6 separate regions of the Homo sapiens genome follow, and regions 2, 3, 4, 5 and 6 are each linked to region 1. The links are chromatin contacts, found by Hi-C or POLR2A ChIA-PET in ENCODE. All regions are on one chromosome and are shown on one strand. Each heading gives the region's core, a stretch centred on a gene start or an enhancer-like site at or near the end of the contact. The rest is flanking DNA. Distances are from core to core; before and after follow the strand shown.

Region 1 (4,634 bases), core at 1,133-3,632:
GAAGATCCCCTTGACATCTGGCAGTTCTCAAGTGCTTGTGTACCAGTCTCAGGTGGGAATCTTTGGTCATGTTTGGAACGAACCCAGCTGTGGTCCCATCTCCTGGTAGCCATCTCTCACTTCTGCGGGCTCCTGACATCTAATATTCAACTCTGGAGTCATCCTGCCTTCTCCCACATTCATCTGAGGACCAGGGCTGTGGTTCCACTGCCCTAGGGCCTATGACCAATGAGCCTCTCTCCTCTGGGGGAAGACTCTCCACCCCTGGCTTCTACAAATTCTTCCTTGTCTTCTTTACTGCATGGGCAGGTGGGACAGGATGATTTCTTTCCATTTCCCCATCTCTTCTTCTCTCACTGGGCATCCTGATGGTGGCACAGGGGCAGCTAGGTGTCAGGGCTGGGACTTGAGCAACTCAATAGCTGACAGGCTCAGGGAGATAGGGAAATACATCACTGACAGCCTCGGCCTCTTCCTCTACAATCACCTCATTCTATTTCCAAACTCAATGCTGGACTCCCTCTCATGGGTTGTTGCACATTTGGTGATGAATTTCTTTAACTGGCTCTAGGCCAGGATGATAAAGCAAAGACTATAAAACACACAGAATTACTGCAAAGAAACAGAACCCACATTCTTTCCAGATATTGCATGTTGAAAACTACATATCCGTAGTCATCTGGAGATTTCGTTGTTTAGGAATACAATTCCTAGGTGGATTTTTCTTTTTCTTTTATTATTATAATTATTATTGTCAAAGGAAACTATTATAAACTGAATGCAATAGAAAAAAAAGGGTCTACTACCACTTTTAGTTTCTGTAGTATTGGTTAATGAATATGATACTCCTCTCTACAGCCCCTCTCCCCAACATCCATGTTTTATGGCAAAAGATTATAGGCTCATAAATGCAGCTGGGGCCAATAATTGATGAATGCAATATTTTATGACAGATTATGCATTTCCTTAGACAGGTAACTGTTACAGAAATATTGCTTCTTGATTATAACCAATCAGATAATAAAAATATGTTTCAGTTTTACTGAGATGTTTGATTTTCTTAGGTCTTGTTGTGCCACACCAGGAATAAAGCTTAATTAAGGATTCATTTACTAATTGTTTATCATAAAAGCTATATTCAAGGGAAAAAGTTACATTGAATCCATAGTTTTCTGGGAGGAGAACATGGGAACAGTCTGTTTGTGACCTGTATTTCTCTGCCAACTTCAGGACTTGGTAACCTATACAGGTTTCCTATGTGAGAGGTTAAAGTGTGGGTCCTTCTGTTTCCTAAAAAGGAAGCCTATAAAGCACCACATCATCTTTTAATTATTTTCCATACAATAAAGCCAGTTTAAGGCCATGAAATGGCCTATGAGCTCCTATGTGTTATGTAACATTTTCAGTGGTTACTGTAGCAACATTTTGTCCTTTATGGCATTTCATTTCCATATAAAGTAATCTGCATTGTTATGGGATGCTTTGTCCCATAGTGATGACCATAAACCATGCTCAAGGGTCTCAAACACTGACTCCCCACTCCCTTTTGTTCTACCTGAAAGGCGCCTACTAAGCTTCTTCTTTTAGTGACTATTAAAGGGGGAAGGATGCCCTGAAGAGGTTCGTCCGCTGTCCAACAGCGACCCCTAGAGGCACAATGCCTTGAAAGTGGCCAAAACCTCCAAAACTTCAATGCTTTTCTCCAATCAAGTGCTGCTGTAATTTGCTTACCTTGAGAACTATCACAGCATTAATCAAGACCTGCCTTTACTCTGAAAACATGGGCTGCTTTTGGTGCCCAAAAACGAAAGCCCAAAGTTTCGGGAGCTTTACTACCTACTATCTACTACACATACATTTGTTTTCTCTTTGTGAGATTTAAGGGAACCGTGGAAGAATTGCTTTTTATTCATCATCAAATAAGCATAATAACAAATTTGGGCATAGTCAAGATACAACGCCTTTGATGGCTTTTCGTTAGTTTTTTGTTTTTGTTTTGTTTTGTTTTTCGCTTGAAAAATAAGTTAAAATCTCAGGAAGAAAGAAAGAAAATCCTAGCGCTTTTTCTTTTCTGAGCTTGCAACTGTTTGTAGCTCAGGCACCCGGATGATTCATCCCATGAAAGCCTTGAGCGCTCCATTTGTTTTGTAGATTTCACTACTCCCTTTGTTCCGCTTCAAACCTTTCAGAGGGCTGAAATGCATTATTACCTTGTTAAAGCTCAACCAAAATCATTTCTACAGCCTGAAGCTGTTTTGACGTGGGTTGAGTATCTCACACAAAAGAATTGCTTTTGTTCCCAGAAGCTCTTATTGGCTGAGTGGCCTTTGCTCTGAGCCAATCAGAAGCTAGTTGTTAGGCTTGGCTGGCTATTTTTAGCCCAACACGCAAAAACACTTGGTCTTGGAGGGGGTCGGCTGGAGAGTGAAAGGCCCTGTAGTAAAAGCCAACAGCTAAATGCATTTTGGATGTCAAGGCGCGTTTGACATTTTCTCTTTAATTCCTCATACGCTGTTACATTAGCATGTGTTTTTCGTAAACAACAAACTTAGAGCTGCATTTCCCAGTCCTGAATTATCCATTTAGTAAAGAGACAGAAAGGCTAAGAAACAGCATTCCCCTTTTATCCAAAAGCAACGCACGGTAGTATCTAGTTATTTCATAACGCAAAAAAAAAAAAGTCAGTTACCGTATTGAGAATACTAAGGTGTTTTTGCCAAAGAATTTTTATGAATTTTCATCTTGAGTTAGAAATTTTCAATGCCTTGCTCATAATGAATTATAGAGTCCTAAAATAATCTTTTCCTCTTGCCCTTTAAATATGTATATAATTACACGAACGAGTATACACATGATGTGTAGCAATTAAAATAATAAATGCTGAGTGTGTTTCATGCATTGAGAAAAAGCATTCTTTTGAGCATGTTCTTCCATTTAAGCCATTACTCAGAGGGCACAAGAAGTATTTTTCCCAAATGCGCTTCAAGAGACAGGGCATTAAAACACACAATTTGTTAATTATCCGATATTATCAGGAAATGAAAGTTGCCAAACGGGAAAAGCCAGGCTCTTAAACTTTGATTTTCCCTCAGCAGTCTATTCAACTGGGCTTATATAAGGAGGAGACAAGCTGAACCCAAATTTTACAACACAAAGCAATTTTTATTGGCAGCAAGGGAGACCCCTTCCTGAAAAAGAAAGAAAAAACCCAAATCTATGTCTAATTCTTAAAATATGTTTCAGGTTGTAGATTTTAGCAATATTTATTATTCAAGCTTGGGAATATGACCTCATTTGCCATGGTTGTTTGCTTATTTTAAGAAAAATGCCTTTCTACTTCTTGTTGCAAGCCATCAGGCAACCATTTAAACATGCAAGCAAAAAGTCTGGATCATGGGCATATTTAAAAATCTGGAAGACTTCAATAAGTTGTAAAGATTTACGATTCCATCGTGGGCTTGCAGAAGGGGTTTGCTGTGGCCTTCTGTGAGCAAGGGCGGCCTAGTATATGGTGGGCATAGGCCAAAGAACTTACCAAAAATTCTACCAGAGTGAAGGGAGCACAAATAGTTTTGGGGGAAAACTTTCCTTGTCTTAAGCAATACCGTATACAGTGTTTAGAAGGAATGTCACCTAGGTTTCAGAAGGTGAATTTGAAAGGCTGAAATAAAGTACTTTAGAAAGAGGTATCTTTTTCTTTCCAACATCAATTTGATGCACACAGGGACAGATTTTGAGAAGCTCTGTAATTGCTCCCAGGAGTTGAGTTAGGTTGAGGTAGTCAACCAGCTGCTAACAATTTAGTTTAATATGCAGTCTTAGTAAATTAAAGGAATCTGATAAATTGAGACCCAGCATGATTCTTATTTGTTTGCTATGGCATAACATGTTGAACGCCAGCAGAAATTAACCCATTGAAATTTTTCTACTCAAGGCCCCCATTTTATTTTCTCACTTTCCTGTGTCAGATGTTTTTGCTCCAGACTTGGTCATCTGAGCAATTCCTTAGTTTTATGCTTATCTACTTAAAAAATATATATATAACAATAATACAAATTCTAGAATCATGCTTATTTTCAGTTTTCTCTCTGTGTTTGTATTTAAACTCCTTGAAGGTAAAAATAAATAAATAAATGAGTCTGTTACTCCTCTTGTGTGTTAACCTTTCTACTTCACATGTAGATCATCTTAAACATGCTTGATGTAGATTTTGTTTTCTGTGGGAGCTGAGACACTTGTGGGAGGAGAAATGTGCAATTTTGTACTTGGCTACATCCCCAGAGGAGTGGTGACCAGAAAAGGGAAAGACAGCTTGCCAGATACCTAAAGGATAAATGAGATATTGAGCTACTGGAAACACCAAAATTTACCATTGATTCTTTCTACACACTAAACTGTTACTTGTGATAGTAGTTGTAAAAAACTGCATGTTTATTAACCGAAAGGTGATTGTTCTAACATTCACTGGGAAAGAGTGAAATGGTTGGAATAACACTTTAGCACTCATACCTAAAGATTTGCAAAGCCAAAATGCCAGGCAAAATTAAAACAGGCTAAATTCATATGTACAAAAGAGCTGTAATTCTTTTATGATGAAATAGATATTTTCTTAGAAGCAACAGTTTCCTGTGTTC
Region 2 (4,634 bases), core at 1,104-3,603, 1.6 Mb before region 1:
AATAATTTTTGTATTGGCTGAGTGTGGTGGCTCATACCTATGATCCCAGCACTTTGGAAGGTTGAGGCAGAAGGATCACTTGAGGTCAGGAGTTAGAGACCAGTCTGGGCAACATAGTGAGACCTCATCTCTACATAAAAATTTCTAAATAAAATAATTAAATAAAAAAATAATTAATAAAAAATTAAATTAAAAAGTTAAATAAGGCCAGGCACGGTGGCTCACACCTGTAATCCCAGCACTTTGTGAGGCCAAGGTGGGCGGATCACCTGAGGTTGGGAGTTCGAGACCAGCCTGATCAACATGGAGAAACCCCGTCTCTACTAAAAATACAAAATTAGCCAGGAGTGGTGGCTCATGCCTGTAATCCCAGCTACTCAGGAGGCTGAGGCAGGAGAATTGCTTGAACCCGGGGGGTGGAGGTTGCGGTGAGCTGAGATTGTGCTATTGCACTCCAGCCTAGGCAACAAGAGTGAAATTCCATTTCAAAAAAGAAAAGAAAAGTTGAATTAAAAAATTAGCCAGGATTGTGATGTGTGCCTGTGGTCCCAGCTATTCAGGAGGCTGAGACAGAAGGATCATTTGAGCCCAGGAGGTTGAGGTTACAGTGAGCTCCACTGCACTCCAGCCTGGGTGCCAGAGCAAGATCCCATCTCAAAATAATAATAATAATTTTTATATTGATTATGTATTGAAATTATACTTTTGATAAACTGAGCTAAATATGTATTATTAAATTAATTTTATCTGTTCCCACTTTTTAAAATGTGGTTACTATTACAACATTTAAAATAAAATGTGGCTCATATTATACTGCTGTGAGTCAGTGTTGTCCTGGATAGTAAATAAATGACTCAAGCAAAGAGTGTATTTGGTTTCTAGTAGGGTGGTCTTCATCATCAGGCAGACAGCAGATGTTAGCTAATTTACTAGAGCAATTGCAATTTAAACTCAGAAGTAATTTAAACAATACAGAGACCTCCTGGGATGCTTGGACAAGTGGAGAGTATTTTTGTTCTTGTATTTGTTATTTTAAACTTTCAATGATATATTGGTAGACTGAGGTGAAACTTTTCATATCCACTTCAAAGACAGCCCTCAGTTCTTTAGAATGTAAGATAAGAACAATAAATCTTGAGGTGAAATGATAGAAATAAGATCAATTTAAATAGTAGGGGGATCTGATGAAATGCAGTTAACTTAAGAGCATTCCCTGGTGTCCAACATCCATATAAAAAAGGTCACCATTTATGGAAATGCAAGGTAGTAAATATTACCTCCCAGGCATCAACCTAAGAATTGAGTGAGGGATTGAGATTACTAATAATTAAGACAAAAAGTATTATTTTGCACTAGCCCCCATCTGCTGATTCTCGGAGCTTTTCCGAATCTTTCTTGATGACTTAAGATGGCTGTGGGGATGACTGTGAATGAAACCTGAGGAATTTTTTTGCCCCACATTTTCTCTTGGTTTCTCAATCCTGTAAGGGCTCCCGGTCTTTTCCAGGGTATTTTAGGACCACAGATTGCCACCTATGACCTGCCTGTTCTACACCTGCTTCCTTGACTTTGGTGGAGTTGTCACTCCTCACAGCTGCTGCCTTCAGCAAAACACTCTCACCTTTGGGTGCCAAAAGCAGAGCAGTCCTGAGCTTCTACAGCAGCCTGTCCCCCTCTACTGAAAACTAGCAACTTTCTAGCTTCTTGTTTTATTGGGTTTTTTTTTTTTTATATTTATATTAACTTTATTCCTAACAGCCAGAAACAGGAAACAATACAAATGTCCATCTACTGGCGATAAACTAATAAACACACTGTGGTATATCCAAACAATAAAATACTCTCCACAAAAAGGAACAAACCACTGATAATATAACAGCAAAGGATGAATCTCAAAAGCACATGCCAAGGAAAAGAAGTCGGATGCAAAATACTGTGGTGGAATACTGTGCGGTTCCACTCAGGTGATGCTCTGGAAAAGGGAGAAGTACATGGATAGAAATCAGATCACTGGTCACCAGGAGCTCAGGCTGAGGGGAGGGGACTGACTCCAAAGGGTCACTAGGAGGCTTTCTGGGGTGATGGAAATGTTCTGAATCTTCACTGTAGTGGCTGGTGATTGCATTTCTCAAAATTCATAAACTGAATACCTAAAGAGGTGAATTTTACCATATATAAATTATACCTCCATAGAACTGGGTTAGAAATCTTATTTGCACAAACATTCTGAATTATCAGAATGTTTTTTATCCAAGGTGAATATCACCTGTGGTCAAGATCTTCTCACCAGGATGGTCTTCTTGCAGTCCAAGACCCAGCTACAGTCACTATGTCCGGAGTGGGTTTTTTTTTTTCTTTTTAGATGAAGTCTCACTCTCCACCATATGAGGACACAGCGAGAAGGTAGCCACCTGCAAAACAGGAAGATAGCCTTCACCAGGAACAGAATCTGCTGGCACCTTGATCTTGGACTTCGCAGCTTCGATAAGTCTTCTCCGCCTAATGGTCCATTCCCATTTCCACTGATGGACCTGCAGCACTCGCCCTCCTCCACTCCCAGGAGGAACCTCCCCCACGGCTGCTGCTACAGGACTGCTTGACTTCTTTAGGCTGCTCCATCAGGATTCACATTCCCCAACCCACACAGAACCTAGCCAGGGCCTTCCTAGCTTCTTTCCTTCCCTTCTTTCCTGAGGGGAAAGTCCACCTTGGGTTTAAATGGCTTAAGACTGGGCAATAAGCCTGATCTCACTCTCAACCTTTGTCTACATCATGCTTATGTTTTGACAAAGTGGAATTTTACCTGAAGGTTAAGAAAGCCCATTGCCCTTTTACGTTCTGGAAAATGACTTACTGCAAGGGGCCACCCTTCCCCGTATGACTTAGACAAGTTTCATGAGTGCCCCTTTGTCTACTGATGACAAAACTAGATAGGGATCTTCCAGTCTTCTGTTTTTGACCTCCTAAATGACTAGCTGAACTGCTTGTCACCACTGATCAATCAGAACAAAATGCCTGTTAGCCAAACTTTGGTTAAGCTTCTCTCCTTCCCCCAGGCCCCTGAGCTTTGGCCCTCCATAACCCAAGCCAGCATACAGCCTCTTCTTAGGGACCCCTCCCCACAAATAGGCTGGCCACCAGGTAGAACATTCTCTGATCTACTGTCCCATGAGGTCACTCTTTCATTCCTCCTTGAATTAGCATAGTGATGTCACCTTCCTGAGCCTTTTCTTTTTGAGACAGAGTCTTGCTCTGTTGCCCAGGCAGAAGTGTAGTAGTGTAATCTCAGCTCACTGCAACCTCGGCCTCCTGGACTCAAGCAATCCTCCCACCTCAGCCTCCCAAGTAGCTGAGACTACAGGTGCCTGCCACCATGCTTGGCTGATTTTTTTTGGTACTTTTTGTAGAGACAGGATTTCATCATGTTGCCCAGGCTAGTCTGGAACTCCTGGGTTCAAGCAATCTGCCCACCATGGCCTCCTAAAGTGCTAGGATTACAGGCATGAGCCACCGTGCCCAGCCCTGAGCCTTATTTTCACTTCAATACCAGACATTGCTAAGTGGCAGTTGCTGGGCCAGGGTCAGCCCCAAATTTTCTTTATTCAGTACATACAGTATTGGAAATATTTATTTTAATCAATTACCACCATTGAAAAAAAATCAGGAGACTTTACGTAAATCTTTTGGCTTCTCTTAAGAAACAGGATCCGGAAACATTGTTTCCACCTCCTTGTAAGGTGACAGCACTCATAACTGGCCTGCTTTGCTCATTTTCGTGACCTGCCTGGGTTTTGGCTTTATGTTAACCCTAACCCCTGGCAGAGAGTGCACAGTTCTCTCTCATATAGTTGTTATGAGGTCCAAATAAAATAGTGTATAAAGTAGCTCCCAGTAAGAACTGAATCATTATTACTTCTCCCTTTTTAGTTGCTGAAATTCAGGTTTGTGAGCTTACGTTGACTTTTAAGCATCTAAATAGATTTTCCATTTTACATAGATGAATAATGATTAAAAATAGCAAAAGTAGGATTAGATGAACACCTGGGATGAAGCAAATCCTTAAAGGAAAATAATATGATCTCAGGATCTTGAAAACATGTTTGCAAGATACATTTTTCCTTGAGATTAAAATCTTAGACTTTTGTTATCTCTTCCAAATGAACCATTTAATCAATGAGACAGTTTATTGGACAAATAGATGTTTTCCTTGCACTGTGCCAAAAAACAGATTTGATTGATTTTACAATTAAATTGAGGGAAGTGGCTGATAGTTTTTGCAAACTCATTCCTTGCCCTTTATTGATTTTTGTTTAAAGTTTAGCCATTGAACATTACAATAAAGTAACTAAGCAAGCCACCTTGAACTGACAAAACAAGGGCACTCACTAAGTGAAAACACCACACATAATGATAAGACCTGTCAGAGCACTTATGGATTCTGCATCTGATCACTGGAATATGACGTCTAGAGTACTAGGATTAAGAATCTCAGCCTTGAAGTTAAAAAAAAAAAAAAAAAAAGGACTCTTAACCTTTTCCTGGCACAGTGGCTCATGCCTGTAATTCCAACACTTTGGGAGGCCAAGGCTGGAGGACTGCTTGAGGCCTGGAGTTTAAGACCAGGCTGGGCAACA
Region 3 (4,634 bases), core at 1,159-3,658, 1.4 Mb before region 1:
CTCAAACATCTAATATATTGTATATTAGACATGTTACTTTGTGAGCTTTATAGAATTCCAGTTTATGTACAGCATATTCTTGAGCTGTTTTATATATTTTGTTAATTTAGTCAGTCTGTCTCTCCCTTTAATGAGATTCAGAGGGAGAAAACTACCTTTATACATGTAAGTCTGTGGTTGCTGGATTCATGGGACTAAAGGAATTTGAGAGGCCACCTCATCCTAGTCCACTGCTCACCTCCGAGGTTAGTTTATATCTAAACATTTGCAAGATGATTGTTAATGTAAAAATTTTTTTTAACCAGAAATTTCTTTATAAAATCTTCTCTTGCATAATCTATATTGTATTCTCCTGGACATAACTGCTTTCAGTCCCATCCAGATGCCATCTCTAGGAATTCACTTGAAGCTTGAAGTCTATTCTCCCCTTTTTCTCCCCTCCACCTCATTTATTCTTAGCTATTAACAATAGTTACTGTCCTCCAGATTTTCCTTTTTTTCTTCTATTAAATTTCTGACATTATTATAAAGAGGTTATTAGTCTCCATTCTAATAGTGCTTGCCTTGTACAAAAGCCTTTCTGCTGCACTTGTCTTTACTGCTTTGTTTGCATAGTGAAATTTCACCTTCCTCAAGGAATTACTGGGCACATGACTTGCCCAAACATTATCCTCTCTACCCCATTCTTCAGCTTAACAAAATCAGCTAAGGCTTCAGTTGTCTTGCAGCCAAATTTGATAAATTTACTACTTTCACTTTGCAAATTGCAAAAGGTACGATTCTGAAATGGAAGTTTGTGGACTTCCCTTTGATGCAATAATCTGACCCTAAGAACTAGTTCCTTGAATGTAGTTAATAGTATATATCCTGCCATGATAATAATTATTCAAACTGCCTTTCATGATAAAAATTCTGAAGAAATTTGAAGTCCTGCCAAATAAAATTAAGTGACTGTACTGTGCTAACACACACACACACACACACACACACCAATCAAAACCAGAAAGTATTTTTATGGCAAACACCATCATTCTTCAAAAAATAAAGTTAAGAGACAGATACCTTACTATGTCTATGAAAATCTGTACACTTCACAACAGGCCAAGAAAAGCCATGCAAAAGTGTTAACTGGTGAAAGCCAGATTTTTTTTTTCTTCCTATCTTAAAGTAATGGAATTTAGTCTTTGGGATTTTCTACTTCCACGTTAGAGTACTATATACCTGAGATGAGTTTGAGAATAGGAATTTTAAAACTGCTACTTAAATGTAGTCCCTATTTATTGCTTTGTATATTAAAAGAACAATCAAGCTTTGTATCTAAAGATTTATCATTATGTTTGAGGTAGGACTATAAAGCGGTTAAGACTGATTGACAGGCCATGAAGGAAAATTGGTTTCATTATTTTATGGATACAGAGTAAGATGCTGGAGTTCATATTGGACATAAGCAGTGGACATTGTTTTCCTTCTGATACTCCATTTATCTGATCATTCACCCTTTACAAATTAGCACCTTTCTTCACTCACACCTCTTACAAACCTGACGGAAGCATTAGAAGGTAATCTGGATGTCAGTATATATTTGTCAAGAAATTCCTCAGAGTTCAAATTTGTTGCAGTCATTATTCCTCTATACTGAGGATTTTCCTAGCTCAAAATTTCAAATTCTGAAACTTCTTTAAAATGCAAATTTCCTTCTAGCTTATCACTAGCTAAGTGTTACAAAACTTTGAATGAAATTATACCTTAAACCATAATCTTCTAAAAAGACATGCCACTTGTTTTAGGTCCCTAAATTTCAGAGGATTCTGCGGGCAATGTGAATAAAGATATTTTCTTGGTTTCCTGACTCTTGGTAAAGCAAGAAATTGCAGTTGTTATTTGTGCCATCCATGTTTTCTGTTGAAAAAAAGAAAAAAATACATAAATAGAGATTAGAATGTTAAGCTGACAATTTCTCACATATTTGGGCTAATATTTTCTGCTATATTTATTGACCAGCTCTTTAAAACTGAAGACTAATGAAACATTTGCATATGTTTCCCATTTTCTTTCTTACATCTAATATAAATACTTCTAATCTTACAGGAAAATGCAGATGGGCTAAATGAGTATGGTATGCATGTTGGATAACAGTTATGAGTAATCAAGAAACAATAGTCAATGATAACTCATTAGAAAAATGAGCACTGAGAATATATGTAGTTTGAAAGTGGCATTGCTGGAATTTCTATTCTCTGTGGAAACAAGTTCTTAACCTGTAGTATAACTTGAAAGAGACTGAGGGCAGTGACCCAGGAAATTGAATATTGCATTTGTTGTCTGGCCACATTGTAGATATGATGAAAGCCTACCAGGGGAAATACAAAAATAGAAACTTCTAAGACAGAGAAACCAGAGTCAGGCAGCTGCTCTTTCAACTCCATAGCTGTAAAAACAATGGCAGTTTTTCAAAGGTTGACAAGCTGACTTGACAGGGATCATTATTGCGCCAGGCCCTCCTTAAGCTAATATCCTATTATATGCACTTTGGAAACTGATTGGAGCATCTTAAAGGTTCATCATGCAATCCAAATCAATTCTTCCCCCATTTCCTACAGAAACTGTAGAACGCAGGCAGTTCTTGAGCTTCTGCAGGAGAACTCTGCAAGCGTGAGGAAATTGTTCCTCAACCCCGCAAGTGTGAGGAAATTGTTCCTCAACCCCACAAGTGTGAGGAAATTGTCAATACTGAGGCTTTTGAGCATTATATGGACTAGATGTACCCCTCCCCTCCTCCCAAATCTGCCCTTCCCAAGTGGGTGAGAGAAAAACACAAAACTTTCCATTCACTGTTACTTAAGACACTTGGGGGGAGCTTATGTAAACTCTGAAGAATCAAAGACCTACAAAATTAAAATACATACTTTGATGTTTTCCGTTTGGGCTTGTAATAAGAATGCTGCTATACACTGTCGATATCTGTTTTCGTGTTGTATAAGAAAAGCATTTCTCAGCCCAAAGACTAGAAAAAGATATTACAAAGACAAAAAGCCAAATCATTTCATATGAAATCCAAACAATTTCTTAGTACAAGAATCTGGGGTTTGTTTTCTATTTGGCTTGTTTCTGTTTTAACGAGGGTGGGAGGTTTATCTAGCTTATAATTTTTTTTTAAATTTTATTTCAATGCCAAGACCCCACCACTATGTCCAAATAAAGCCTACTCTACTATAAAAACCCTTTCTTCCTTAGCTAATGACTTCTGATACTTGATGAAATGCAACTAAGGCTTAGGTAATGGGGCCCCTGCTCGTAGAACAAGCTAAACATATGCGGTAGATTTTTTTGTGTATGAAAATATAGATAATAAAAATATACAAAACAATATAATATTTTCTTCTTTGTTCTTCACCACTCCTTTAAAAAATTTTATTTTTGTGTTTAAAGGGAAGTCACATCCAACCAAGGTTTATAAACAAATTAAGATGTGGCAAAAATACAAAACCACCTGAATACTTCAGGCCAAGAAAAGCCAAAAACCACTCAAAATCCAGCATCCACCAAACTGGGTGAAATGTAAAACAAAACAAAAAGAGACATTGGCATGGTTTCTGTGTTTGCAAAAGAAAGCCTGTTCTGTCATTTCCTAGCTGGCCTCAAAGAAAAGATAGTGGGAGAGCAGACTTCTTTTTCTAATATAGCAGGAGCGCTTAAAATGAAAGTCTCTTCTTTGAATTATTAATACAACACAGTCCTGAAGCTTACACATTCTTTTTTCTCTCTTTTTTTTTTTTTCTTGAGACGAAGTCTCTCACTGTCGCCCGGGCTGGAGTGCAGTGGCGGGATCTCGGCTCACTGTACCTCTGCCTCCCAGGTTCACATGGTTCTCCTGCTTCAGCCTCCTGAGTAGCTGGGATTACAGGCGCCCGCCACCACGCCTGGCTAATTTTTTTGTGTTTTTAGTCGAGACGGGGGTTTCACTTTGTTGGCCAGGCTGGTCTCGAACTCCTAACCTCATGATCCACCCAACCTCGGCGTCCCAAAGTGCTAGGATTATAGGCATGAGCCACCGCGCCCGCCCTATACATTCTTTCTATAGTCAGTGTTTAGAAACAAACAAACAAAAACAGGCCAGGGCTGTCTCCTGCCCACATCAAGTACTTCAGGAAAGAGAAAAAGTGAGCAAGTGACATATTCTTGCTGATCATTAAGCTGATGCTTGTCTGCTGTCACTATTTGTATTTGTTGAAGTTAGTTTAACTCAGGCTTATCTGAGGGGCTGTTGGGCTTCTTTCAGAATCCAGGTGAATACAATACTTATTTTCTTAACTGCAAGAACTACCCCAGTATCACAGATTATACTCATAACAATCTAAACATCATAATTCCCAAATTCTACTACAAAAAATAAAGTCTGTTAATGAGAGGCCATAAAATTCTGTCCAGCTTCTCTGCAGCGAGAGGACTTAAACCTATTAAAATGACTTTCTGGGGAAAAAAAAAAAAAGCTGGCTGTGTTTTACTCTCTAATTCTTTGCCTTATAAATTCCCTGTAGCAAGTGAGGCTTTAAAGATCAGGTCATTGTTCTTGGCTGGTTTTTGGAATTCATTTTCCTCAAAAACTATAATTGTACTTCCAGGTTATTCCAGGC
Region 4 (4,634 bases), core at 811-3,310, 1.2 Mb before region 1:
TCGACTTAGGTCTTGAGGGATGGATTTGGATGGCAGAATGAAAGGTGAAGACCATGCCAAGTTCAAGCCTGAACAGCAGAAGTGGGGATGAAGTGTACCATCTGGCTGGGGTAGTGCCTTTTCCTGGGGGGTGGTGGTGCCTTCATTGCAGAGTAAGGTGGAAGTGCTTGTGAGAAACTGAATAATGGCACGGTCAATTTTGTGGGCTTGGGTTCAAGACCTAGCTCTGCCACATTCTATCAGTAACTTGGGAAAATTAGCTTAATTTCCCTGAAACTCTTGTTCCTCTTCTGTAAAATGGGGTAATAAAATTGTCCACCTCATAGGTTATTTTGAAGATTAAACAGGATAATACATGTTAATGTGCAATGCTTGGCACATAGTAAGCATCCAACAGGTAAGAACTATTAAATTATGGCAAATCCTGAATGTCAAAAGAAATTATAAATTTCCCGATGTACTAGCATTCATCTTTTCTAAGTATTTGCATGTCACATAAAAATTTCTTCTCAGCCTATCACTTTTTTTTCTCTCCTGTCCCTGGTCCAAGCAATGTTGTCCACATCCTGAAGAACTGCTCCATGAGCCCACAGTAGGACACTCTGAGGCCTGGCTCACCAGACTACATATCATGAGTGAGCACTTGGAAGTTCTAATCTGAGTGATACGGATGACATGTTCTCTGTGCCTTTGAATATCTAGTTTCTCATCTATAACACGATCTTTGAAGCTATACAAGGAGAGAATCAATATCACCTGATCACCATCTTTCGCCCTTTGAAAGGCATAAAATTCTAAGTAAGAATACTACACATCATGCTGTGTATTTTACTGCATGCATGCTAAGCCTTTACCAAACATTTTTAAAGGAAAAGAAGAATAAATTAGGATAGGAGCATTCAAAGGAACCCATAAGATGTCCCCTTAAAGAAAGGATTTATGGATAAGGAAACAAAAGCCCAGGTGGCCGATGTGATATACTTGTGGTCACACAGAGGAGGAAGTCTCCTGAAGCAAACTCAAGGGCGCTTTGTACATCATACTAATCCTACTTGTTGATTTATAAAAGTATTAGCTTCTTTATTTTCTCCTTAATTAGGACAGAGAGTAATTATCATTATTGGGTCCAGAAAGAATTATGCCAATGTTCCAAGATTGTGCATGGAACATTTGTTATGCAAACTGCTGCCCTTCACACATAGAGAGTCCCCATAGGCTATGTCCTCCTCCCTGGGGCTGCCAATGTGTCTAAATTGCTGGGAGCATCTCCCCCAGGCTTATGAACATGAGCTGCTCCTTTGATGGGATTTTGATGGCCATGAAATATCATTTAGGAGAGGGGTTAATGCCTTTTTTGTTGTTGATCTTTCACCTTCAGGGAGCATGAGCCTCTGAGAGATCTGCTTTCACGCCATATTCACAGAAAGGTTTTGCTCAGCCTGAGCCAGGCGGTTGCTGACTGCCAGGGCCAGCGTGTGCCGACTGCTGCTGTGTTTCCCAGCGCTGCCAGCAGGATCTTATTCTTTGTATCTGCACCTCCCAAACAATTCTTCCGGGGCAGCTTTGTCTGTGCCCCTCTGCTGGGCTGAAGGGCTGGTGCTTAGGGATGCATGCATCCCGCCCTTTGCCCTCATGTCTGAGCTGTTCGAATCTGATTTCCAGGGCAATTGCAGTTTGGCGGCTCCCCGGGGCATCCTCTTGAGTGGCTGCTCTGCTGTTACTGTTTGGGAGGCCTCGGAAACTCCCTTGGGTAGTTTGTCAGATGGTCTGATGAGAATAGCAGGAGCCTGTTTTCCATAGTCAGATTGTCATTTTCATCATCATTTTTGTTGTTGAGTTTCCCTTTTTAAAAAATAAAATCATAAAACAGACATACTCTTTTCTAAACAAGTGTAGACTTTTACCATGAGGGTTGGAAGGGGCCTCACTGAGTAAATACCTCTTCTCTCACCCTCGTGTGATGGCTTCTTTGTTTTGAACTTGGGTGTGCCCAAGTGGTTTTACAACCTCCCTTGGGTATCAACAGTCCTTATCCTCTCACCATCTGATCTCTCTTCCTGCTTCTGGTCCTCAGAGGGTGGTCAGACAGTGCTCCCAAGAATGGGTTGAGGTTCTGAAGGTATGTGGGCACCTAAAGATCCTAAGCTGTCAAAATGACTGCTGTCCAGGAGAAACTGACCAGACCTAAGGTTCAATCTGGGGAAACTTGACGCAATAACAATTAGCAAGTACTAGGCATTTTGCTGTGTATCAGGCCTGGAGATCAGCAGTTTACGTGAGTGATTTTCACACATTCCAAGAAATAGTTTCTTCCATTATTTCCACTTTACAGGTGAGAATATTGAGGCTCTGAAAGGCTAAATGACTTGGCTGAAGCCACATACTTAGTGGCAGAGTCAGAATTCAGTCTCTAAGGCTTTTGAATTCCAGAACTCATACTTTTAGCCATGATGGTATACAGATTTAGTTCTGGGGTCTGGAGACCATTGACAGTCTTGGAAATAAACTGTGTCTCAATATAAATAAAGGACAGATATGGTTGTGTTCAGTTCTTGGACACATTCCTTCGAACTCCAAAGGACAAGAGGTTAACCTCATGACTTTGATAGAAAACAGAAGACAGGTTGTGAGGTTTCTTGGGTAATTCTGGGTATTTGGACACCTGTTCAGTTATTCTTGGATTCTGTGATGGGGGGTGGGGGGAATATGGGGAGGCTGAGGTCATTATTGCAAAAACCATTTCCTGAGCGCTTGACTTCAGGAAATGCTGTAGCATTAAAAATACCCATTGTGTGGGAGTGATAGAAGCATGACTCACGTTTAGCAATTGTGTCCATAGGTCACAAAGGATTTGGGGAACACAGGAGATATTCACACAAGACTGTGTCTGTGGGTGGTTCATTAAGAAATTTTTAGTAGGTTGAGAAGCATGGTCGCATTTCAAAAGGAGTGACATTTAAGATTCTCCATGGAAGCTATGAGACTTGGCTCATCATTCATACATTGATTAACAAATGTCAATTGTCCGCCTACTAAGTGCAGGTCCTTGTACTGGGTGCTTTGGGATTTTGCAAGAGGAATAAAGCGTGGCTCTTGCCCTTTAGTGCAGTGTTTATGAAGTGGTGACAATGAAATAGGCTGCTTTTAAAATTTCCCCTTTTTTCCCCCTTGACACTTTGACAAAAGGAAGACTATCCCTTAAAGAAAGACATTTTGTTTTATTTTCCAGGACAAATACTATCAAAAAATCAGGTTTGTTAACTCTCAGGCCTTGTGCCTAGGAAAATATGATTATCAGGATAAAAGATTCAGGGGCATGTCCTGGCTTAGGTACCTTTTGTTCACTGTAGGGTAGAGTACAGTGAACAGTGAATACAGGGTAGAGGGAATAGGAATTTTTTTTTGTTTGTTTTGAGATGGAGTCTTGCTCTGTCGCCCAGGATGGAGTGCAGTGGTATGATCTCGGCTCACTGCAACCTCTCTCTCTCAGGTTCAGGCAATTCTCCGCCTCAGCCTCCTGAGTAGCTGGGATTACAGGCACCCACCACGACACCTGGCTAATTTTTGTACTTTTAGTAGAGATGGGGTTTCACCATCTTGGCCAGGCTGGTCTTGAACTCCTGATCTCGTGATCCACCCACCTCGGTCTCCCAAAGTGCTGAGATCACAGGTGTGAGCCACTGTGCCTGGTCAGGAATTGTTAATTAAATACTCATGGTCTTTTAAACTGGGCCAGAGGATTCTTTTTTTTGGCTTTGTTTAATATTTTGTATAAAATTGATGCATAGTAAACATGACACTAAAATACATGTACATTATGAAGTCTGATAATATAATGATCACCTGTGAAACCACCACCCAACCTAAGTACCATAATAGTTTCAATGACTTGCATTTCTTTTCATATTCTTCCTCTGTCCTTCCACCCCATCTCTGGCCTCCCCTCCTTAAAGATAGCCACTACCTTAGAATTTGCACTTACTGGATAGAGTTTAGACATTTCTTTTTTTTTTTTTTTTTTTTGAGACAGAGTCTCACTGTGTCACCCAGGCTAGAGTGCAATGGTGTGATCTCGGCTCACTGCAACCTCCGCCTCCCAGGTTCAAGCGATTCTCCTGCCTCAGCCTCCTGAGCAGCTGGGATTACAGGCGCCCACCAGTATGCCTGGCTATTTTTTTTTTCTTTTTTTTTTTTTTTGGTATTTTTAGTAGAGACAGGATTTCACTGTGTTGGCCAGGCTGGCTAGACATGTACGGATTTCAGATCCGTACATGATGCTGTGCATGAAGGGAAGCTGGTATATTCACAGAGAGGTAGCTTAGTTTTCAGGGTTTATTTTGTTGTGGCTAATAGACCTAGACATCTGTGGCTGTGTTTGTTTCCATACATGGGCATGGCCTACGCATAAATGGAATTCCTCCTGAAGAGGCTGCAGAGCACAGGGTTATGTGTGTGGGCCTGAAGTCAGGTAGATCTGGCTTTAAATCTCAACTCTTTTACTAGATAAAAGTAAAATGTATTGTATCTGCCTTGAGTGCCAGGCCCTTTGCAAATGATATCTCAGTTATTCCTATGACATTGTGAGATGTATTCATATCATCATCTTCCTGGTGAAGGAACTGGGATTCAGGGAG
Region 5 (4,634 bases), core at 665-3,164, 1.1 Mb before region 1:
TAAAGGTAACCCTGGCCTGGTGGCTGCAGATTGCATTCTGGAAACTCCAGTTCCCAAATCTACTGCCTTACAAGCTTCCAACAGAACAGCTTGACGCGGTGGATCCTTTCTTTTTGAAAATGTTAGCGAATGAGAAGTAAATCAAAGCTTTGAGCCTTGCCCGTTAGGCTGCCCCTGTGTATGGAGCTCAAAGGGGATACTTCTCTCCCCCTCCCCATCAGTGACAAAAGGCTCTCTAATCCTGATTTCCTTACAAAAAAACACAAAGTGTAAAACCAGCCTAGGGACTGCAAATAAAATGAATACTGGAGGAGCAGCTGGCACATTAATGCCCCTGAAAGCACTAGCTGGCACCTCACCCTGAAACCAAATCGCCCTGTCTCCATGGGGGCTGGGGACAGATTTAGTTTTGTAACAACACAATGAAGTATATTTTTAACAAATAAACACAATCTTGGCAGAAGCATAGGCATCTTTAGCCAGTAAATACTTCGTGCACTTGTGCTCAACTTTCCATATCCCCTACATCCCCCAGCCATCGCCCCACAAATGAAATGAAAGCTGGGAAAAGAAGTAAACTATCACAAATTCATTAAATCAGAAAAGATGTCTGTGGCCTCACTTTACAACCAAATATTACCTCTCCTTCTGAGTGGCCACTGTCTAAACAACCCTCGGCAATTTTATTTGCATTTCCTGGCCTTGACTCTTGCTTAATAGCTGGTGCTGTTTGTATTTAATCACTATTTTCTGAACTCTGTCTCTTGTCCATTTCACCTTTTCTCAAAACAAGCCCAGCCTGCACTTCTGGGAAATTATAGTGCCAAATCTTCAAGGCAGGTTAAGTAAAGAGCCGAGCTTGGAAAAGCACAAATCGTTTTGGAATATCTGGGTGTCAATGTCCAGGATTCTTGGGGACCAATGACGAGCAAGATTCAGGAACACAGCCAGTTTTTCTTAGCATTTTGTCCAGGCCCATGCTGGGAATTCGCAGCTGCTGTGTGTCGGCTCAGGGGAGATTTATTGGGAAAGAGTGAGTTTTAGTTAATTCCAGCAGCTCGTGAAAGCCACATATGACTGTCACCCAAGGGTCCAGATTACTCTCTCCAAGGGAGAGATAACTGTGAGGGAGAAGTGAGAAGAGGATGCTGAACGCAGGAAAAACGAATGACGGAAGAGAAAGAACATTCATGTGGGATTCAGGCTGCAAACAGGGAAAATCCCAGAGAATGAACCCCTTCTCTTTTTCTGAATGCTACACCCCACTCCCTGTGGCTCCCAGCCTCTCATAATTGCAGTTTGGATTGGAGTGCTTCTCTTGGCTACTGAGTGTGATCACACTTAATTTCAAGTAGCAAAGTCCATTTCAACCCATATTTTCATACTGACAAGGTGAATCTGAGTAATAGCTGTATCGAGGCTGGTTTTGGAATGACTTGCCCTGTCGATGTGAGTATTTCTCTTAAAAAAGAGAATGTGTGTAATAGTTCAGAAATAACCTTTTGCTGTCCCTAGAATCACCTCAGGAATCCCGTGAAGAGCAGCTCTTTGAATTTGCTGGTCAGAAAAGATTATTGCCTCCAAATGTTGTCTCCTAGGTCTCGTTCACTTTATCTCTGTTTGGGTATTTCACCCCAGCATGTCCTAAGCTCTGTCAAAATCTCCAGCTTCTTTTCACTTTCCTGACACCTGGTTTAGAACCTAACTTAATTTTTTTTTTTTTTTGTCTTCCTTAGCTTCTGACTAAGGCTTTTTTGTGTTTCACTGGTTTTTAGATGTTTGAAACTGATTTCAGAGGTTTGGTTGTTCTTGAGTAATTTCAGAGACATGGTTCCTCATTGTATCAAGGGATGATTTTGCTCAATGAAGCCTGACTCTCAGAGGCGGAGGATGGCATAGCAGTTCCAGGTTTTGAGTTAGGACAGAAATAGGACAATGTCCAGGGGCACAGGGGAGCCATCTGCCTCCTTAGGCTCTTTACTTCTGTCTCATTACCTAGTTTTGTGTCCTGTGCACATTCCTGAGAGAGATGGGATGGACCACTGTTGGCTTAGATTGCTCAGGATCCACTCTCTGTATCTGGAAACACCTTTGAGGGAAGCACATGGCTGAAGGGAGGTGGGGTATAGCTGAACCAAATGGGAATTTGGTTAGGGAGGTCAAGATGGGGAATGGATGTTGGAAACAAGTAGCATCTGTAACACTGCTCTTTTGTGTCCTTCTTTAGAAACTTACAAACTCTCAATATTTTATTTTTTTTAATTAATTAATTTTTTTACTTTATTTTTTGAGACAGGATCTTACTCTGTCACTCAGGCTGGAATGCGGTGGTGCATTCACAGCTTGTTGTAGCCTTGACCTTCTGGACTCAAACAATCCTCCTGCCTTAGTCTCCCAAGTAGCTGGGACTATAGGCACATGCCACCATACCTGGCTAATTTTTTTTCATTTTTTGCAGAGTCAGGGTTTCACTATGTTGCCCAGGCTGGCCTTGAACTCCTGGGCTCAAGTGATCCTCCTGCCTCAGTCTCCCAAAGTGGTGGGATTCCACCACTCAGGATTTTAATTGCCTATTGCCTCTATGCAGATGAACCTCAAATCATTATTTTTGGCTAAGGCCCCTTCTGCTCTCTAGCTACACATTCACTTTCAATGTTGTTACCTCTAATCCAACTTATATGATTGATATTCATCTTCTTTCATCTTACTCACTTCACTCAAACTCGGTCCTTCTGCTGACTTCCCTATTCTGTTTATTGTAGCACCTTTTTTTTTTTTTTTGAGATGGAGTCTTGCACTGTCACCAGGCTGCAGTGCAATGGTGTGATCTCGGCTCACTGCAACCTCTGCCTCCCAGGTTCCTGCGATTCTCCTGCCTCAGCCTCCTGAGTAGCTGGGTTACAGGCACGTGCCACCACGCCCAGCTAATTTTTGTATTTTTAATAGAGATGGGTTTCACCATGTTGGCCAGGATGGTCTCAAACTCCTGACCTCGTGATCCACCCACCTCAGCCTCCCAATGTGCTGGGATTACAGGTATGAGACACTGCGCCTGGCCATATTGTAGCACCATTCTTATAATTATTTAGACTTACTCTTCATAACCTCACCTTCCGTATGCCTATATTAATCTAGTCACCAAACCCTAATGACTCGTTCCTGGAGGAATTACTCTCATTCCTCTCTTTCTTTCCATTTTTGTTGTCACCACTCAGTTTAGACTCCTATCATCATATGCCTGAGCTAGCTTCTTGATAGGCCCTTCTTCCTTTGGTCTCTTCCCTGGTAATTCACATTGATGTAAACAGACACCTCATAAATCTTCCCAACAAGACTGCAATCATGTCAACTCTTTGCTCAAAAATCTTTATTCCTATTATCTCAAGATTTAGTACAAACTCCTTAGCTTCATATTCAAAGTAACCTTCCTCAATCTGATTCCAACCTACCTTTGGAGTCAACCTACCCTCAGTGATTTCTCTCTCTACTACTACATGTGAACCCTTCACCAACCATAAAGTTCCACTCAGTCTCTCTAAACACATCCTTTAGAGAGTGAATACAAGTTTGATTTCACAGCTTGCCACCTGCTAGCTGTGCATCTTTAGGCATAGTAACTTGCCTTTAGAAGCTTCAAATTTTGTATCTAAAATGTGGTTTTTAGGTGAATCATAAATGTGATCACATGATAAAGAATGCATGGAACATAGTAGTTTCTCAATACAAGTTTATGATGGAACAATGAGTGGCAATTCTTGATATTAAGCCTTAAAAGACCCTCTCCAAGCTAAATATTTGAAAGTCTTGACCTACATCTGAAGCTTTATTTCTCTCCTCTCACTTTTTCTCCATGGACTCAGTAATATTAACTTGTTTCCCACTCCCTGGATAGTGCAAGCCCTGCCAAATATTCCATGCTCTTACATATATTTCTACTCTCTATGAGGTTCTTCTTTCTTTGTCTACCTAGGGAGCTCCACTCATCCTGTGAGATCCAGGTTGAAAGTCTTCTCTTCTCTAGTCTTGCCATTACTCTCATGGAATAAATGGATTCATTTCTCTTCTGGACTCTCGCATATGTGGATTTTTGAGCCCCTATCTATTTCCACTTGTGGCCTATGTGCCCACTCAACACCAGGGTACATCTCTTGCCTCTTTAATTCCCATGCACACAGTTTAGGAGCTGTTCAATAAATTACTATGTATTTGATTCAATTTCATTGTGTTTTGAGCATAAGGAAAATAAAATATCATTTCTGTACTTTAATTCTTCAATAGACTCCAGATGCTTTTCAAACCAAATCCAAGCTCTTAACCATGCTTTACAAGACCTGCAGAGTGTGGGCTGAATTCCTCTTCAGCCTCATCCTATAGCTCTCTGTCTTGCTCACTGTGCTCCAGACCTATTGGTCATCTTTCAGTTTTTTAAAGAATCCAAACTCATGCCTGCCTCAGAGGTTTTGCATGTGTTCCTCCCAGGAATACCTCATTCCCCAAGATTTTTATATTTCTGTTTTTTAAAAAATCCATCAGGACCATGTTCTCCTATAGCCCCCCTGCAATCCCCAACTGTCAACCAATCTATCCAGATTGGCAGCCCTAGCATCTTCATTACTCTATCACACACTCTCAGT
Region 6 (2,500 bases), core at 1-2,500, 1.1 Mb before region 1:
AGACATTTCAAATTTTAAATTCTTCTCCCAACTCCTATACCTGGCTCTTTAATGTTATAAAAATCAGAGGATTCCACTAGGGGGGATAAATGTTTTGAAGAAGTAATCCATTGATCACTTCCTCTCACTCGACATGTTTAACTAGATGGAATCAATACTTCTTAGCCTAGCAATGGGTTTGTAAAAAAAAAAAAAAAAACGGTAACACAATTGGATGTTGTAAGGCAACTTAGGATAAAAGGATCCTGTAGACAAATTCCTCCTTATCCCTTACCCCACCTGTGAGCACCTTTGATTAAAAGTCAGATCTGTATGGATATATTAAGTCACCAAATTCATGGAGGTTAGGGCACAAATCTTTTTTTTTCATTTTTCAGTGCATTTACTTGTCATCCAACACCTGCCCTAATGACACACACAGAAACAAAGAATCTTGAGTTTTAAACTGAGCACAAGAAATTGAAAATATAACTATGTAAAACATCAAAAGTCCCACCCACTTTTTAAAAGAACTTGCTTAATTCAAGCATATTTAAGAAATAGTGCCCCTGTCTAACACATTTCTATTACATTAGCACAGTGCCTACTTGCAGGTTTTATTTCTTGCAGTTCAATGAGTACAGTATTTCAACTGGAGAACTCGAAACAGACACAAAGGCTTTTTTTTTTTTTTTTTTTAGTTAACCCTTCAGAGAAAACATGCAGGGACAATCACCACTTCTTCATTTTCACTGTCACCTGGATTCACAACCATGCAGCCAAAGACAGTTTCAGATGGGCAGATGGCCCTAGTGGTTAATAGAGATGAGAGAGGGAAAAGAAATAAATGAATGCTCTGTTTTCTGTGTAAGCAAATAAAAAGGCAGAGGAAACAAAAGGAATGAACCAGCCAATGGGGTTGAATCATCGAGTCCCTCTAAACATACCTTGACTTTCCCATGCAGGGATCTACTTCCCCGATAGCCAGTTCAGCGTGGATACTCATGCCGATGAGCCTAAGAATGTTTGCCTGTCAGAGATAAACACTGCATTTCTGCCTGCTGCACACAGAGTTGCTGGAACCTGACAATGCCGTGTGCGAGTAATAAGCCATCATGAAATGGTGAAAGAGTCAGGGCTCTTGAATTACGCTTGCTTTATATGGGTTGAATTGCACATCTAGGGCAATGTTTGGCCAAGTGAACAGGGCATGCAAAGACCTTGCTTCCTCTCTGTGCTGTGGGGAACTGAGACTGTGCCGGGCCTGCAAACGCGGTGAGGAAAAATCCATTTGAATGCTTACTGCTGAATGGTGCTGGGCATTGTCAGCTTTTGTTTACTTCATCTTACATGTGAAGATCGCAGCTGTTCCTTTCAGTAAAAAGAAGTAGGAGAATGTAGCAACCAACCTCACATTTTCCCCTCCTCCAAATGTTTGTGGAGCCCAACAGCTGTCTTTGCAAATCCTGTCACTCAGGATTGGAATGGTTCTACATAATCAAGAATGGAGTGGTGAGGCTGAGATTGTTGGCTGGCTCGAGGTAGCAGGTGGGAATGAACTGTTCTCTTAATGGGCTCACTTGGTCTGTTCCTGCAGGGACTGACTCAAAAAAGAAAAAAGAAAGTTTAAAGGAGGCGATGAAGGAAAGTTGAACACATATGTCTTGTATTTCATACGTATAGATCTGAATGGCTGTGAAGCATGAATTCACTGGTTGTTAGAATTGTAAGGGATTTGAAAGGTCCTATTGTCTAGGAGTTTTCAAATTATTTTTAGCAGCAGAGGTTTTTTTTTTTTTCTTTCCTCAAATGAAGTCTTAGACTAGGGATATTGTGTGATAAATGAAAATACCTACATAGAATAAGCGGAAGCATCAATGGAAAACTGGGCTGGGTATAAGAAAAGCAACTTCAATAACAAATGAGCTCAGTTCTGGTAACAGGGCGGGAGTCATGAGGACTGAGGCAAATTGGATGTGCTTGGAGAGGACGAGTGCTCCTCCTTCTCAGCACAGCCACGCACGGCATAAGGATGTTTTGGTCAAGAAAGACTGCGTGTATGATAGTGGTCCCAGATTATAATACTGTATTTTTATTGTACTTTTTCGATGTTTAGATACAGAAATGCTGACCATCGCAATGCACAGGAATGCCCTAGGATGGCGGCCAAAGCCTTCCGTCTCCCACCCAGCCCATTTTCCTAACAAATGTGCGCATTTAACATTGTTTTTCATCCCCAAGAATGGGGTATCAATAGAATCTACAAGACCAAGACTTAAATGAAATGAATCAACAGTAACACAAACAGTAGCAATTTTCAATTAGAAATTTAAGGAAAGCTTCATAAAATGTTCATAGAATTCTGTCTCAATTCACCTAGCCCATTTCAACTGTAGCGTAGACGTCTGTTGTTAACAGCCTTAACATCTTTTTTGGGCTTTTTGCAAATATGAGTACAATTTACGTCATTTATTCCCACCCAATAGATTAAATGCCAGGAGTCTGGAATACAGAGAAAAAA

The links. Hi-C counts contacts between places; a loop is a spot of excess contacts on that map. ChIA-PET counts read pairs that join two places held with the same protein, here RNA polymerase II (POLR2A). Pooled maps may share reads with other maps.
Region 2: a loop to region 1 is called in a pooled map, with 6 times the contacts of the local background. The contact joins the promoter of LINC02413 here to the enhancer-like site in region 1. A Hi-C loop is called at or near these places in 1 of 168 maps with a recorded cell type or tissue (naive thymus-derived CD4-positive, alpha-beta T cell), 1 of 37 single-sample maps with no recorded cell type and 10 of 50 pooled maps.
Region 3: a loop to region 1 is called in a map of GM12878, with 3 times the contacts of the local background. The contact joins two enhancer-like sites. A Hi-C loop is called at or near these places in 1 of 168 maps with a recorded cell type or tissue (GM12878), 9 of 37 single-sample maps with no recorded cell type and 8 of 50 pooled maps.
Region 4: a pooled map shows a loop between it and region 1 (4-fold over the local background). The contact joins two enhancer-like sites. A Hi-C loop is called at or near these places in 3 of 50 pooled maps. POLR2A ChIA-PET finds 5 or more read pairs at or near these places in 3 of 52 experiments (BJ, T-cell and activated CD4-positive, alpha-beta T cell).
Region 5: a map of Calu3 shows a loop between it and region 1 (4-fold over the local background). The contact joins two enhancer-like sites. A Hi-C loop is called at or near these places in 3 of 168 maps with a recorded cell type or tissue (Calu3, GM12878 and posterior vena cava), 21 of 37 single-sample maps with no recorded cell type and 16 of 50 pooled maps. POLR2A ChIA-PET finds 5 or more read pairs at or near these places in 1 of 52 experiments (naive thymus-derived CD4-positive, alpha-beta T cell).
Region 6: a map with no recorded cell type shows a loop between it and region 1 (11-fold over the local background). The contact joins the promoter of LINC02397 here to the enhancer-like site in region 1. A Hi-C loop is called at or near these places in 11 of 37 single-sample maps with no recorded cell type and 6 of 50 pooled maps.

What each region holds. Positions count from the first base shown.
Region 1 is chr12:91,379,224-91,383,857 of GRCh38, reverse strand. All of the region lies in intron 4 of LOC105369896 (a long non-coding RNA gene), which reads left to right. Among named protein-coding and RNA genes, the nearest start is that of LINC02823, 55 kb to the right of the region's middle. RefSeq lists enhancers at 1,301-2,132, 2,133-2,966. Within about 2 kb of position 2,382, at least 20 of the 41 ENCODE cell types and tissues checked have a DNase peak (open chromatin) inside an H3K27ac peak, as active enhancers do.
Region 2 is chr12:92,988,464-92,993,097 of GRCh38, reverse strand. LINC02413 (long intergenic non-protein coding RNA 2413) reads right to left here and starts at 2,353. Exons shown (of 4, transcript XR_945212.3): 1 at 2,288-2,353.
Region 3 is chr12:92,767,353-92,771,986 of GRCh38, reverse strand. It overlaps PLEKHG7 (pleckstrin homology and RhoGEF domain containing G7), which reads right to left. Exons shown (of 17, transcript NM_001377329.1): 16 at 2,907-3,004; 17 at 1-1,899. The coding sequence ends at 1,792. EEA1 (early endosome antigen 1) reads left to right here. Exons shown (of 29, transcript NM_003566.4): 29 at 1-1,350. Among named protein-coding and RNA genes, the nearest start is that of PLEKHG7, 67 kb to the right of the region's middle. RefSeq lists a silencer at 2,548-2,748. Within about 2 kb of position 2,408, at least 2 of the 41 ENCODE cell types and tissues checked have a DNase peak (open chromatin) inside an H3K27ac peak, as active enhancers do.
Region 4 is chr12:92,537,562-92,542,195 of GRCh38, reverse strand. No RefSeq gene overlaps it. Among named protein-coding and RNA genes, the nearest start is that of LINC02397, 73 kb to the right of the region's middle. RefSeq lists an enhancer at 3,048-3,097. Within about 2 kb of position 2,060, at least 19 of the 41 ENCODE cell types and tissues checked have a DNase peak (open chromatin) inside an H3K27ac peak, as active enhancers do.
Region 5 is chr12:92,499,916-92,504,549 of GRCh38, reverse strand. No RefSeq gene overlaps it. Among named protein-coding and RNA genes, the nearest start is that of LINC02397, 36 kb to the right of the region's middle. RefSeq lists an enhancer at 1,473-1,722. Within about 2 kb of position 1,914, at least 6 of the 41 ENCODE cell types and tissues checked have a DNase peak (open chromatin) inside an H3K27ac peak, as active enhancers do.
Region 6 is chr12:92,465,429-92,467,928 of GRCh38, reverse strand. LINC02397 (long intergenic non-protein coding RNA 2397) reads right to left here and starts at 1,250. Exons shown (of 2, transcript NR_144532.1): 1 at 927-1,250. RefSeq lists enhancers at 66-125, 906-995, 1,196-1,345, 1,102-1,609 and a silencer at 1,322-1,616.